Regions from separate parts of the Mus musculus genome. Here region 1 is linked to region 2. Evidence: chromatin loops called from intact Hi-C (ENCODE). Cell type or tissue: heart. All regions are shown on one strand. Region 1 overlaps Ubac2 (ubiquitin associated domain containing 2). Region 2 has its middle 14 kb from the start of Ubac2.

What was found. A loop is a pair of places that touch in the nucleus more often than their neighbours do. Peaks named below come from ENCODE experiments on the same cell type or tissue, not always from the same donor. Only the 100,000 strongest peaks of a DNase experiment are listed, where the experiment ranks them.
Region 1: a loop joins it to region 2, with 5 times the contacts of the local background. A loop is called at or near these places in 23 of 42 quality-filtered maps.

What each region holds. Positions count from the first base shown.
Region 1 is chr14:121,916,317-121,924,316 of GRCm38, forward strand. The region is part of intron 4 of Ubac2 (ubiquitin associated domain containing 2); the gene reads left to right. Gm46485 (a long non-coding RNA gene) reads left to right here. Exons shown (of 2, transcript XR_001781471.2): 1 at 1-701; 2 at 799-8,000. Among named protein-coding and RNA genes, the nearest start is that of Gpr18, 4.4 kb to the left of the region's middle. In heart, a CTCF peak has its summit at 3,675 (motif pointing left); no DNase peak of the experiment used is centred here; H3K27ac peaks cover 778 bases.
Region 2 is chr14:121,861,098-121,869,097 of GRCm38, forward strand. No RefSeq gene overlaps it. Among named protein-coding and RNA genes, the nearest start is that of Ubac2, 14 kb to the right of the region's middle. In heart, a CTCF peak has its summit at 4,285 (motif pointing right); no DNase peak of the experiment used is centred here; H3K27me3 peaks cover 273 bases.

The DNA.
Region 1 (8,000 bases), 55 kb after region 2:
TGTTCCTGGATCCTGTAGGTACTTCCTACACTTTGTCCATTTTCTATCTCAGGGAAGACTTGCAGTAATTTTTTTCTTGCATGAACATCCATGTAAACCATGGGAAGGACTGGGGAATTTACATGTAGCTGGAAGAATTTATATGTAGCAGTGTTCTCAGCTGAGAAGGGAAGTGAAACCCACAGAAGGGAGGATTGGGCAGCCCAGAGCATCGCTGTCTAGCTACTCTGAGTTTAACTTTCTCTTTAAAGTAGCCCAGCCCTTGTCCAGTTCTAAGTATCTCTACATTGGCTACACATTATTTGCCAGCCTTTAAATGGTGCCTAAGCTTAGCTGCTTCTGTGTCTATAGTGTGAGCGATTTAAACTGGCTCCTGTCATCTTGTCTGTCCTGTTTTGAGACGGGGCCTTACTGGCTGCTTTGGAGCTGTGTTGACCAGGTTGGCTTTGAACTTACCCTGGTCTTCCTGTCTCTGCCTCCTGAGAGCTGGACTCCAGCTGTCAGCCACCACAGCTGCCACAGCGTGAACTTGAGGTAGTTTGAGAACCTTGCTTCTTTTCCCAGAAGTGCTAAACTTTCATTCTACAAAAGGTACTGACGTTAGCTGTGCTAACAAACCACTGGGTGCCGTGGGAGCCTTCCAGAATAATGTGCTATAGAGCCACTGGAGACCACTGCAGCAGTTCCTGTGTGGGTGAGAGGTGATTGCCTTGAAACCTTCTCTAGACATGCTTTGGCATTGCCAAGTTACATCATAATTGTTTTATATGAAGTTATGTTTTTTCATATGCTACACAGGTCAGCCACATGGATACCTCTTGACTGGGACCCAGTGTGTTCTGTGAGAAGGTTTCTGACAGGAAGTACTGATTGTGCTGCTACAGTCAACAGATGAGGAGCCTGGGGTGTCTTCTCATTAAGACTTGAGTCTTCCCCGTATGTAGCATTCTTAGTTGAGAACTTGCATTTCTTAGTGCAAGGTGCCCAGGGCAGATTTGGAACCTCCCAAAAGCTTGGCAGAACCCACCTGTAGACCCTCCCTCTAACCACCTCACAGCTGCCATTTTCCCTCAGAGCTGGGCTGGCCTGGACGGTTCCTTGCCCCAGCTCTGTGCCTTATGCTTGGGTGGCCGGCACACACCTTGCTGTCTTTGATGCTCCACCACTACACCATGTGCTTGGGGGTGCTGACATGAGTTGTAGCTAAGGAGCATTTAACATTGTTCGATAGCTAAGAAAGTGAACATGTGAAGAGGGGGGTGGGGTGGATGGTCGTCTGAGCCCAGAACCAACTGCAAGGACACTGAGCTGCCTGAGATGTGGTGAGAGGTCTGTGCAGGAGGCGGAGGAGTGGCCCTCCTGCACGCCTCACCTTGCCTTCAGGAATCTGTTACTCTTACCAGGGACTTTGTGACCATGCCTGCAGTTTTGGTCTTCTCACGTACTTTGGAATGTGAGAGAATTCTTACCAAAGAGGGTTTTCTCATACTCCAGAGACGTCAGGGTTTCCTGTACTTTATGAAATGTTTTGGTCTCACTTTGAGGTTTAGTTTGAGCATTGAAGACTGTAGGTGAGTTTATATACTTAGTAGGAGAACCTAGTTTTTAAATCAACATGATTTAGTTAAGACACTATTGGGAGTGTTATTACATGCGTGTAGCATGTCTGCATGTAGGATGACTCCAAGGGTGTTATTACATGCGTGTAGCATGTCTGCATGTAGGATGACTCCAAGGGTGTTATTACATGCATGTAGCATGTCTGCATGTAGGATGACTCCAAGAGTGTTATTACATGCATGTAGCATGTCTGCATGTAGGATGACTCCAAGGGTGTTATTACATGCATGTAGCATGTCTGCATGTAGGATGACTCCAAGGGTGTTATTACATGCATGTAGCATGTCTGCATGTAGGATGGCTCCAAGGGTGTTATTACATGCATGTAGCATGTCTGCATGTAGGATGGGTCTCTTTTGTTAAAGCTTTGTTTTTGCCACACACAGAGTTGTATTTCATGGTCTGAATGGTTCACAACCGTAACAAGTGTCCTGATGACCTCCTGCAGTGGCTAGAGGTCTGCTGTAACACTGTTTACCTGGCCTGCCCCTGCATGGGGACAGTGGACAGCAAGCCCTCAGTGGTTGGTAGCTGGAGAAGAGTGAGAATGATGGACAGAGACTGTTCTGCAAGAGGGGAGGAGTCCTGACCTCTGATTTGACAGTTCGGAACCTTTGTCCCCTGCCTCTTACTTTCTCAGGCTGTGTCCCAACAATTGTTGCTTCAGAAGGGCCAGGCCCTGGGCTCGGGTGTTTTGAATAGTAGGAATTTCTGAATAAAGACTTAAGAGATTATTTAAATGTTCGAGACAGGGTTTCTCTGTGTAGCCCTTACTGTCCTGGAACTCACTCTGTAGACCAGGCTGCCTTGGAACTCAGATATCTGCCTGCCTTTGCCTCCCAAGTGCTGGGATTAAAGGCACACACTACCACTGCCTGGCTTAAATGTAGTTTTTAACCCCAGTGATTTATAGACATACTCTTATAGCCACTTTAGTATGAAGAGAAATATATGTTGTTTAATTTAGCCTTCCTTAATTCTGTCTCTTTTGTGCATCTTAAAATGTTTATGAACATATAATCAGAGTTACTTACTTCATAAGAAATGACTTGAATCCAGATATGACCATCAATGTGCTAGATACGTTTAGCTAAATTAGCAACAACAGCGTTGTCTGTCACTAAGAAATTCTCGGAGGAAAGGGCTTCTGCCTGGGAGCTCACCAGACCTGTAGCTTCTGAAGTCTTAGGACTCCAGGCCAAGAGTTCACAGACTTATTCAGAGGTCCAACCAATTGAAAACCCCAAGGCTATTGCGATGCACTTGACTCTAAACTGCAAACTCTGATTTCAGTTAAAGGAGATGTACAAAGAAGAGAGTGTGTGTGAGTCTCGTGTGTGACACTAGGAAGTCACCATTGAGTGTGTGGGGGGGTATTGTGTGTGACACTAGGAAGTCACCATTGAGCGTGTGTGGGTATTGTGTTCGATACTAGGAAGTTACCATTGAGGAGAAAGAGGACTGACAGTAGACCAGGGCTGTGACATACTCCGTGTTTTCCAGAATTCCGTGGTCAAGAGTTTAGTCCTCAGCCTGGAGTTCATTTTCAGAAGGTGGCAGAGACCTTAGGGAGTGACATGATACCTTTCCATAGGTGCAGACCAGATCCACCAAAGCTGAGCCCAAATGAACTCTTTGTGTTTAGAGCTTTATCTCGGGCACGTGGGACAGTAATTTAAAGATGGTGGGCACTGAATGATAAGAAAGAACTCCCAGGTGAATGTGAGATGGAGGATTTTAGTGTATAGGTGTCTGCATATTAGAAGTACATCTAATGTTTTTAATTACTCAACTGATTTTTCTGCCATTATCTGTATAATTGGGAAAGGCAGTCAAAATGGGCTGTTTCTGTTTTTCAGCCTGTATGCTCTGTTCTGTATCATGTGTCATATACTTACCATCCTTGTTATAGTTGGTTCTCAGAAATAGTCATTTCTCCTTCTTGTTCTCATTAAGCACGTTGGTAGAAGACTTCATCTTCAAGGCTAGATTCTCTCTGCCCGCAGATCTGCGTCTAGGAAGAACTCTGCCATCTAGTGGGCAAGTTGAACACAGCCTCCCCCCCAAAAAAAACCCCAAAAAACAAAAACCAAAAAACCCAACCCCAAATGTATCTACATCATCAGCAAACAGCATGTCTGCTAATTTCATTTGTGATCATGAAAACTAAACCCAAAAAATAGCATCACCCACAGGCCAGGTGCTCACAGAGATGAGGGTTTGCAGTGTGGGTGCTGGGCGCCTGTCACTCAAAATCCATGCATGTTGCTGGTGGGAATTAAAACACAGAAGACCTTTTGGTATTAAGTTGTAAGTGAAGGTGTGCAAATGCTATGGCCCAGGTGACTCCCTGACGTACAGCCAGTGAGACCAGAAGACAGGTAAAAAGCATTCACAGAAGCCTTGTCTGTAACAGTCTCAAAGTAGAAACAACCCCTCACTCACCAGCTGTAGAGTGGACACTGGAATGTTCTTCGTGTCAAGAGAGTGGTGTACAAGGAAGAGGCAGCTACCACAAGAGTAAACCTCACTACAGAAAGCCACGTAGGAGGGAACCCTTGATGAGTGATTCCACCTTTGTGGCTTCCACGAAGTAGCCCAAGTGTGTGTGTGTGAGAGTCCATGTGTGTGTGTGAGTCCATGTGTGTGCGCGTGTGTGCGCGAGTCCTCGTGTGTGTGTGTGTGAGTCTGTGTGTGTGTGTGAGTCCATGTGTGGTGGTATGTGTGTGTGAGTCCATGTGTGGTGGTCACTGCTTTGGTGGAGGAGAAACAGTTCCGATAGACAGGGAGCAGCAGATGCCTGTAGGGCAGGACCCTAGGACAGTTGTAACCCTCACCATAGGTCTAAAGAGAGGCAGGCAGGAGGCGATAGAACCTGGAAGGAGAGAGCCCTGTGAGTCGGCTGTGTGGAGGAGTGACTAGGCTCTCTGCAGGAAGGAGTCGGGAATAAATGTGCCCTCAGCTCAGGCCTTTCTTGCCTGACTGCCCTCCATGCTCCCTTTTCTGGACTTGGCTGGAAGCCAGGTGCTCCTAGCCTTTGATTCCTCAGATTCCACTCGGTTTCTGTATGTGTGGTACATTTCCTGTCCTACCCAGAGAGACTTTTGCAGGAGAGTTTGGGCTTCAGAATTGGCACTCTGGGTATGGGTGTCTCTGCCTCTGAAGCTGTTCCCGTGAGTGCTATTTCACTACCTGGGGTCTCTGTGAATTGCCATGTACCCAGTAGCTTGCATCCTGGGTTTTGTAGACACCAACACTAGTTCTCGTCCTTCCCTAATTTGGGGCTGGGTGGCTGTGCTGGAGTCTTTCCCTGAATCATGAACTTTCCAAGCTGTGTTAAGTTAGCCTCGATACTGTACAGTTGGGCAGACTCCTTTTTCTGTGTTTTACTTTGGCCTTCCAGATCTTTTCTGGAGCAATATAAATGAAGGCTGGCAAGATGGGACCTCAGAGTCCCCAGGAGTCACTTAATGACACCCCTATCTCTGCCCTCGCAGGGAACACTGGGGCCCGCAGGGACTCAGAAGCATCTGTGTCCTGAGGTGTGTGGGCCCTGCTGCCTTTTGTCCTCATTTGCTGTGACCTTTGTGTGTGTGTGTGTGTGAGTGTGTGTATTTTTATCTTATTTATTTTGGGGTTAACTTCTTGAAGACATGATCAGCCTGCTGAGGAGACAGGCGTCCATGCTGTTTTTTCCTTGATAATGAATAGCATTGGCTTGTTCACAGGTCTTCCTCTCAGTGTGCGCAGTAAATTGAGCACGTGATGGTTGTGATAGTGTTCCTGTCTTACTCTAGCACTTTCCATATGGACACAAAAGTTTGTGACTCTTGTATGTTTCTTGTCACGAGCAGGCCATGCAGCCCCAGAAGAATCCCAGCAAAGGCAGTTCAGTGGCTTAAGCACAGAGCTAGCTCAGTCAGTGAGATGCTTATTAAATGCGAGGGCTGGAGTTTGCGCCCCAGAACTCTCATTCATTCATTCATTCATTCATTCATTCATTCATTCATTCATTCACTCAGTCTCTCTCTCACTCACTCAGTCTCTCTCTCACTCACTCAGTCTCTCTCTCACTCACTCAGTCTCTCTCTCACTCACTCAGTCTCTCTCTCACTCACTCACTCACTCACTCACTCACTCAGTCTCTCTCTCACTCACTCAGTCTCTCACTCACTCACTCACTCACTCACTCACTCACTCACCCACCCACCCACTCACCCGTATGTCCAAGCGTGATGACTTGCAAGCCCAGTGCTGGGAAACCCTGACAAGGGCATCCCTGGGGCTTTCTAGCCAGTCAGCTCAGTGTGCTTTGCAAGTTCCAGGCCTCCAACCCCACAAAGCAGGCAGTGCCTGAGAAATGGTATCTTTGACTTCCACGCACATATGTGTATTGCAGTCTCCCCCTCTCCTCCTACTACCCCCGCCACCACAGGCTGCAGGGGCTGGAAAGTTCTGAACTGGAGACCAGGGCATATTGCTGTAGCATTTCTTTGCATGGTAAGGCATTGTTCTTGCCTGTGGTATGTGATTTATTTTTCTAGCACTTAATGTCACACTTTTTTGGGGGGGTCTGCAATCATAGGCTTTAGAATTAATAGCAGGAGTTGCCTGTGGCATCTCTCACAGTTATGTATTTACAGACCCTTGGCTGTTTTTCCACTTCCTTTTTTCTTCTCGTTTTGTTAATGAAGAACTGCCACTCTCAAATGATTCTGTGTCCAGCATAGTGCTTCCCACTGGAGGCCCTCGGTAAATGGACCTAGTGATTCAGCTAGGGATATGTTTTTCTAAAGTTATGCAGTGGCTCAAAAATGGATGCCTCTCTTGATGTCACCTTAAGGACATCAAGTGAGAGCAGGATATAACAAGAAATAGGTTGTCAGGCTTGCCTTAAAGGGACTGAGAGGGTTTGGGATGAGAGACTCTGTTGTTTCCAGAGGAGTTAGCTGCGGTGTGCAGTTAGTCACACATGGAGTGGTTCCAATTCCTCATCCACTCTCGTTTCCTTTTTGGTGATTGGACGCTGTCGAGCTGCTTTGATAGGTCCTCTGCTTCTATTGTAACACACAGGTGATCAGTGGCACCTGAACTATTGGCCTTAACCTGATTTGAAATCTTGTTAACATTGGAATAAAAAATTAAAAAAAATAAGTGGTAGGTTATGCAAATGCTTTAGCATTCACTTAAGATTGCTTCTATATTAAGTAGTACCCTGTGATAACAAGCCCTTTAGTCTTCTAAGACGTTTTGGCTTATAGACTATTTCTTCCCTCATCAGAAGCATCCTGTTTATTTTAGGAAACAGATTTCCTTTGTATGACTGGGCTAGTGATAGAACTAATAGGTCATATTTTTCAAAATATATATGCATATAAACAAAAATCATCATCTTTTTAAAATATACTATCTGTCTGTCTGTCTGTCTGTCTGCCTATCTATCTAGACAATTTTATCCATGATACAGTGTATCCATGATCTACCTCCCAACAGCATCTCCTCCTCCCCCTTCCTTCATGTTTTCCCTCCCCCAACTCAGTCCAGTTAGTGCAGCCTGGCTCAGCCTTGTGCAGGTACGCATAGCTGTGGAGAATTCGTGAGTGTGATGGCCATGCTGTGTCCTGAAGACTGTTTCCCATCATTTCCACCCCCCACCCCCCACCCCCTTACATTCCCTGAGCCTTGTGGGCAGTTACACCCACAGGTACAGATAGCGCTAAGTCAGGGCACTCAGCACTGTGACCAGTTCCTAGTCTGTGCTCACTGCAGCTGTGAAGACAGCGCTTCCCTGGCCAGGGCTGAGAGCAGGGCTGATGCTGATCTCTTGGCCCATATGTAACTGTTTAGAGGGCAGCACGATAGCACGTACATTTACTAAAACAGCAGTAGGCTCTCCCTTAGGGCCTGTGTTAGTTTCTTTTCTATTGCTGCCATAAGATACCACGACCAAGGCAACTTACAGGGTTAGAGTCCGTGAGCATCATGGCAGGGAGCATGGCAGCAGCCATGGTGCTGTGGCAGGAGTTCACATCTTGAGACACAACCACAAGGCAGGCAGACACTGGGAATAGGGCAAGTCTTTTGAAACCTTAAGGCCTGGTGACAGACCTCCTTCAACAGGCCACACCTCCTAATCCTAACAGTTCCACCAACTGGGGACCAGGTATTCAAACATATGAGCCAATAGGGACATTGTCATTAAGACTTCCACAGGGCCTATAACCGTCTGAGCCATGGGCTTTTGACAGGTAACACAGTATGAGACACAGATTCCTTCCTGTAGCGGGTCTTGAATCCAATCAGAAAGTGGTCACCCCATAGCCCTCGCCCTGCTGCTGCAGAATTTGCCTGGCAGGCAGTATTTTAGCATCCAGGGATTC
Region 2 (8,000 bases):
TACCATAGCTGTGTCCAGGAAAGGAAGGGCTTATTTCTTGACCTCAATGTGTATCTGGTTGTATCCCTTAAAAGTGTCCTCTTACTTTTCTGAAGTAAGGAGATAGTGACAGACAGGGGTGAGGGTGGTAATGATGTCCCACGGCCCAGTGGAAGGGTGTGGACACAGAACTCCAAGCAGGACACCTAGGCTGGTCACCCTTGCTGAGCTATGGACAGCAGTGCAGAAACACTTCTAGGAGAATTCAGGTTAATTGCTGCTAAAATTATACTGAGGAGTTTTTTTTTCCCACTCTTTGTTGTTTTAAGAAAGATGAAGGAAACTCTGCAATTAATTGTTTAATGAAGACAAAGTCAAGAAGCCCTAGAAAGTTGGGCAGTGGTGGCACATGCCTTTAATCCCAGTACTTGGGAGGCAGAGGCAGGTGGATTTCTGAGTTCGAGGCCAGCCTGGTCTACAGAGTGAGTTCCAGGACAGCCAGGGCTACACAGAGAAACCCTGTCTCAAAAACCAAAGAAGAAGAAGAAGAAGAAGAAGAAGAAGAAGAAGAAGAAGAAGAAGAAGAAGAGGAGGAGGAGGAGGAGGAGGAGGAGGAGGAGGAGGAGGAGGAGGAGGAGGAGGAGGAGGAGGAGGAGGAGGAGGAGGAGGAGGAGGAGCAGCAGGAGGGGGGAGGGGGAGGGGAGGAGGAGCAGCAGCAGGAGGAGGGAGGGGGAGGGGAGGAGGAGCAGCAGCAGCAGGAGGGGGAGGGGGAGAGGGAGGAGGAGGAAGAAGCCCTAGAAAGTAAGTTGTTTTTGCTGGCAGCTCTGCCTTGCTGGAAGTCAATATCTACAATGCCAAGAAGATATTTTCATATTATCTCTTCACTTGTAAAACCATCAGTACCAGTTTGGGGAAGGAATGTGTTGTGCTGTTGGAGGATTGATGGGTCTTGCAGGAAGTATGGGCTTTCACTGGCCCACTTGTGTCTCTTTATAATTTGCATGTTGATGTTCTAAGTCTTGGTCCTTAAGAACATGTCTGTTTTAAAAGACACCACTCTTAAAGGGACAGCTAGAGAGATTCTTAGAGGGTCTCCTGGTTCAGCATGACTGGTCTCATGGTGGGACACTAGGACAGAGACACCCAGGTGGAGGATCCTGAGAATACAAAACGAGAAGAAGGTGGCTTACACAAGCCAAATACGCCCACTCTTCATCTCAGACTTCTACCACAGGAAAAGCAGACTTTATTATCCAAACACCCAGTCTATGGTACTTGCTACAACCTCCCTTGCAAGCTAATCCAGACCAAGCTGTCACTCCCACCATGCCCCAGAGATTTCCTGCTCTGCCCCTTTAACAAGTGGGGGAGATTTGGGTTCTGTCAGGACAGTCTCTGTACTAACCTCACCCTTAGACTAGAGGTCAATACTTTTTTTTCTGTAAAAAGTCTGTCAGTAAGTATTTTAGGCTATGAACGAATGAATGCATGAATGAATGAATGAATGAATGAATGAATGAATCTCACAAAGCCTGGGATGACCTCATCCTCACTAGGTAGCTGAGAATGACCTCAAACTTCTGATCTTCCAGGTCAGCCCCACTGCTGGGACTACAGTATTGATATTGTTAAGCTCTGAATGCCAACAGGTAAAAAGAAAGCATTGTTATGCAGGTTCTTGTATAATAGCATACAAGAATTAACGGGCTATGCTTGCAAATGAGGTACATTGTAGCACATTTTTGGTAACAGCAAAAAACGAAAAGAGAGTCCAAGGGTCAAGGGACAAATACATCTGTGAAGAAAACATGGTGTGTATGCCTTGAGAGAGAAATTCATTCTGATGTATGCTACAACATGAATGAACCTTAGAGATACATTAAGGGAGAGAAGCCAGCCAGAGTTATGTGAACCCCTGTCTGTGAGGTTTGTAGAATATATAACATTTTAAAGATAGAAAGTAGAGCAAGGTGAGCTGGGCGTGGGTGGAGTGGAGGGTTGGGAATGCAAGTGAAATGGGTCTCAGTATGGGATGATGAAAAGATTTGGAAACACCAGAAGTTGTTGTTGCCTGACATCATGAATGAATTTAATGTTGAAGAACTGCACACATAGATTGGTTAAGACAGCAAGCTGTATGCATAGTTTATGATAATTCCCCAAAGTTAAAGAAATGAAAGCAACCAAGGAAGGGAGCTATGTTTGTAGCTCAGTTTGCTAGAGCCTTTGCCTGTCAAGCCTGAAGCCCTGGGTTTAATTCCCAGAAACTAGGTGTGGTGGTTCATGCCTGTAATTCCAGCTCTCAAGAGGCGGAGGTAAGAGAGTCAGGGTTCAAGGTTACTGTTCCAGCTTGCTCTCTGTGGCCGTGACAAACACTAAGGCCAAACACAACTTGGGAAGGAAAGCGTTTGTCTGGCTCACAGGTTGCCATCTACCTTGAGGGAAACTAGGACTGCAGTTCAATGCAGGAACTTGAAGCAGAGACCATGGAGAAGCACTGCTTACTGCCTTGCTTCCCATGGCTCACTCAGTTATCCTTCTTATACAGCCCAGGCCCACCTGCCCAGGGATGGCACTGCTCCTATGCCAATTAGTAGTAAGGAAAATGCCACTGCATGTCTTTGCCAATCTGATGGAGGCAATGCTTCAATTGAGGGTCCCTTTTCCCAAGTATGTCACATTGATAAAATTCCCCTTCACAGCTACATGAGGAGCTTGGGGCAAATATGGAATACAAGAGAACCTGTCTCAAAAAGAAAAGCCAAAGAATAAAACATCAGGGCATGGTCAGATGGGTCATGGGGAGGGGCAAGTGTGTGCCATTTGTTTATCCAGTCTGTGTTACATGGCTTAGGTCCTCCTTCCTCCCCTTATTACCCTAACAAGTGAGGGATCTGCTTTAGAGTAGACAGGACGGACGCTGCAACTAGTGTCACCTGCTACCTGTGCTCTACCAAGTATCTGGGATGGCCCCTTTGTCCAGCCTGAGTGCATCTGAGTGTCCATCTGACCTGAAGATGTGCTGCCCACTCTCAAGGTGTGTCACTAAGGCAAGATGTCCCCGACCAATTGAATAGATGTAAAACTGGTTCTGGCAGCCTCTTTCTTTTTATGGTTTACAGGACTCTAATATTCAGATGTGATCTGTGAAGAGTGTCTGTCACTCTAGCTGTAAAATACAAACAAATAAACACACACAAAAAACTTACCATCTTATTTTCATGATGTACAAGGACAACTGCCTGCTTGGAGGTGATTGTGAGACATCTCCACCCATCAGACTGTCACTCACTCATGGAAGCAAACATAAAACTAAAACCTCAGACCTTTTGTGAGATTCATATGGTCACAAAAATCACTGTCATGTCTGGGTGAAGAAAGGATGCTGATACTAATACCCTATAATGCCCGGGGTGGCAAAGGGCTGATGTTGTCTGTAAACTTCTCAGTGTCCCAAGACAACATGTCTGCCAATCTGCCATCACAAAGGTGGAGAACAGAGGACTCAAGATTTAGCACCTTGTTATTGCACCTCCCACAACATGACATGTTTGTATTGCTCTAAAATCACAGCAGACCAAGAACATAAAAGAGCCACAGAATAGGGTGAGCTGGTGCTACATACAGAGAAAACAACGGGGATGCATGTTTTTCTGGGAGTGTCTGTTTCTGAGCCTCAGTCCTCTGAAACAAAGTTTCCATAAGAACAAGGGTTTAAGGTTAAACAACAGAAGAACCAAAGGAAGGCGGAGAAACCAGCCAGCTGTCCAGTGTATCTGGCATAGTCAGATCAAGCCAGAAACATGGAGGGATGTTTACTCCAAAAGTATCCAGGATGGATAAATCCAGAAGTTTCTTGACTACTCCAAGGAGCTCTGCATAATAAGGAATAGACTTGGTTGTGAAATTACTTCTTTGGGGTAGGGTGGGGTTTGAATAGGAATAAGGCTGGGGATGTATGTATGCATGGGTAACCAGGACACATAAATCCATGAGTTTCTTTTTTTTTTTATTATGTATTTTCCTCAATTACATTTCCAATGCTATCCCAAAAGTCCCCCATACCCTCCCCCCCCACTTCCCTACCCACCCATTCCCATTTTTGTGGCCCTGGCGTTCCCCTGTACTGGGGCATATAAAGTTTGTGTGTCCAATGGGCCTCTCTTTCCAGTGATGGCTGACTAGGCCATCTTTTGATACATATGCAGCTAGAGTCAATCCATGAGTTTCTTGACCACTGCAAGGAGCTCTGCTGGAGAGAGACAAGATTAGACAAGGGGTTCCGCTAGGGGGCAATAGAGTCCTGTGTCTAAAGGCACAGGTTCTGCCTCAGCTGGTTTCAGACTCATTTTCTCCACTTTACAAAGGTGACCTCAAAACCTTTCTTTCTTAGGCTCTAACTTTCTTGGGCTCTAGGCTCTTCATCTGTAAGTGGAAAACTTATAATAGTATGGATAATATAATATTGATTGTAGATGATAGTAGGTGTGGACATACATGTAAATATTCCATATTAGATAGTATCTAATTTACTATTTATGTGACTAAGGGAAGGGATGGCCACCCTTGCACATATGCACTGGAGGGCTTCAGGGCCAAGGGTAACTGGTAGGTAGGAATCCACTGAGCGAAGCCTGGCCAGTGTTACTCACCAAGGTGAGTTGAGATAGGCCTCACAAGGGGAACAAGGGGACATGTGACAGATCAGGTGTGAGGGAGGGGGCGCCCTCCTGTTTCTCTAGCTTTAATTTTTATCTAGTCCATTTAAAAATATTTAAATGTGGTAAATAAAATTTGCCATCCAAGCGTTTTAAGTGCTGAGCTGGGTGGCATTAATTACATTCTTATCATTGAAACCTGAGGCTGGAAACAGTGGTTCACCCCTAGTTACCTACCTCTGCCTGCCATGTCTCCCATTTCAGAGATTCTACAACCTCCCAAAACAGTGTGCCACACACTAGAAGCCAAGTACTCAAGCACGTGGCCTGTGGGGGACGTCTCACACTCAAATCATGCCAAGCACCGACACACAGTACACACCCAGCCCCATTGCTCCGACAACTTTAAGGATGGTTGCTAGCTTGTATGTGTGGCTGAAAATCCCAACAGATCAGCTCTCTCTCTCTCTCTCTCTCTCTCTCTCTGTGCCTCTAAAAGTAGTAAAATGTAAAGTAAATCACCCGGAAGAGAACACCTTTTATTATGTAAGTGGAGACTTACTGTACAATAAAAGGTGTGAGCCTGTGCGCAAGCGTGTGTGCGTGTGTGTGTGTGTGTGTGTGTGTGTGTGTGTGTGTGTGTGTGTTTCTCACCAGCCTCCTTCCCTCACTGACAATGCCTGCAGACATGAATGTACCTTGTCCCACTTAGACTTCAAACAGGTGAGTGATGTCATCAATACAAACAGACGTATGGTGGAGGTAAAGGAAGGTGAGAATGCATTTCTGCTTTCTCTGTGTTATTACAGCCTGAGGACATCTCTGGGAGAGCAGCTTGTCTCCCCCAGAGAACCATGCTGCTGTGCTGTTGCTCCTTCAAATGGCAGGATCTCTCTGTTCTAGGTGCTCATTTCTAGCGTCGACTCTAGAAACAAACTATCCCTTGAGTGTTCTTGGAGAAATGGACTTGATACACTTCCTTGCTCAGAGAGAGTGATGTTACTGATGGTAACAGCAACAGCAGGAAGCACGTGTGTGTGAAGGCAGTTATGAGTGTGTGCTTTTAAATGTTTGTTAATGTATTTAAATGCCCAGGAAAGTCCCTGGAGGCAAATATTCTCATTACCATCACTCCCCTGACCCAAGAGAGAGAACCCAGGGCCCAAAGGTCCACCCCCTCCTAGAGGAGCTAATGGAACCTGATGTCTGCTGAGAGAAGGACAGTCACTTTTCTCTGGGGTCGTGGCTATTGGCAGAGAGCCTGTGGATGCCCTATTGGGTGACCCCACCCTCCTGAGCACTCAGGGTGCCACTAGTGAGACTCGGGGATTGTTAAGGAACAAGAAGAGAAAAGACCATGAAGTGGGAGGGGGTCAAGGGGCGGGGACACTAAGAGAAGCTGGAGAGAGTGGTGCTAGCGAGATGTGATCATAATATACCATATAAGTATAGGACATTTACAAGGGAGAGATAACAGGGGCTGAAGAGACAGCTCGCTGATTAAGAATATTTGCTGATTTTGGAGAGGATCCAGGTTAAAAATAAATAAATCTTTAAAAAATAGTAAGTAGAGATGTCACTTTAAAAAAGAAAAATAAAAAGAGCAAGTGAGGAAACAGAGGGGAGGAGGGGTTCAGAAACTCTAGGGAGCACTGTAGGGTCTGGCTAGGGAGCACTGTAGGGTCTGACTAGGGAGCACTGTAGGGTCTGGCTAGGGAGCACTGTAGGGTCTGGTTAGGGAGCACTGTAGGGTCTGGCTAGGGAGCACTGTAGGTCTGGTTAGGGAGCATGGGGCTTGGGCTGGAAGCTAGGCCCCAAGCATGACACCTCCAGTGCACACACTACCTTGCTCTCCAGGAGAACATTCTGACAGTATGGCAAGGTACATGAACAATATACATGACATAATTACCTGTTTATATCTTATGTGTGTAACACCCATCTTTAAGACAATTAAAATATGACACTGATATTATTATATAAATAATTTCTTTTTAATATCACTATTGAGGCACTGACTTTTTCAGATTTGGTGTGCTGGAATTCGTGCTTTGTTTTTTTTTGTTGTTTGTTTTGAGACAGGATCTTATGTAGCCCAGGCTGGCCTCGAACTTCCGGTCCTCTTGCCTGTACCTGCTGAGTGCTCTAATCACAGGTAGGTGGCATTACATCCTGAGGTGTCAGGAATGGGATCAAAGGCTTGCTAGGCAAACGATCTACCAACTTAGCTTCATGCCCTGTCCTGAGCGGGAAATGATATAAACTAGTAGAAAAGAAAGTTCTAATGTGTCTTTGCTTGGACTCACTTTTTCCAGGGTCTTATTATGTAGCCCAAACTTGCCTTGAACTCTTTTTGTTTTGTTTGGGACAGGATATCTATGTGTATGTTTCCCTGGCTGGCCTAGAACTTGCTATGTAGGTGAGGCTGGTCCCAAAGTTATCATCTTACCTCTATCTCCCTCTCGAGGTGCAGGGATTTCAGCTGTGCACCGCTACTCCTGGCCTTATCTGCTTCATTCTCCCCAAATTCTTGGGATTACAAACAAGCACAATCATGTTTGCTTTGAAATAATAATACCTTTAAAATTCAATACCTTTTATCTTTTTTTTTTTTTTTTTTGGTTTTTCGAGACAGGGTTTCTCTGTGTCGCTCTGGCTGTCCTGGAACTCACTCTGTAGACCAGGCTGGCCTTAAACTCAGAAATCCGCCTGCCTCTGCCTCAGGAGTGCTGGAATTAAAGGCGTGCGCCACCACACCCGGCTACCTTTTATCTTTAAAACGCAGGTAGATTACTTTCCTTGCCAATCCAACCTTTGGATTTCTTAACAGATGGAAGTGGAGTCCCCTTTTTCTTCCTCTAGAAGTTGAGAGTCAAGGATTAGCTAGAGTTCACTGGGTACCATCATGAATGCATCTGGATCAGTGGCTGTTAAACCTCTAGTCTAGGTAAACTCATTTAAACTCCCTAGTGTCAGAGTAATAAGGAAAAACTGGAGAGGATTCAAAATAACATGAGCGTGTGATCAAAAGATTGGAAAGTCGCAGAAATATTTATTCTAGAGAAGAGAAGGCTGTGAGGTGTTCAGAAAATCAAGGATACCGCATGAATGCTGGGGTCATGGTGAGCAGTGGATTGGCTTTGCTGGAGACCACTGTATGAAACAAAAGCCAAGTCAAGAAGACTCAGTGCCAGGGGCATAGTGATCATCAACAACAGAAGTCACAGCGCAGAGGCCAGGAGGGCACATGGGTGACCAGGGAAGGTCAGTTAATGTCAGACCCCATCTTTTGCATACATACACACTGTCCTTGGACCCCACACTGAGTCTTCCCAGTTCTACTCTCCACGGGGCAGGTTGCCC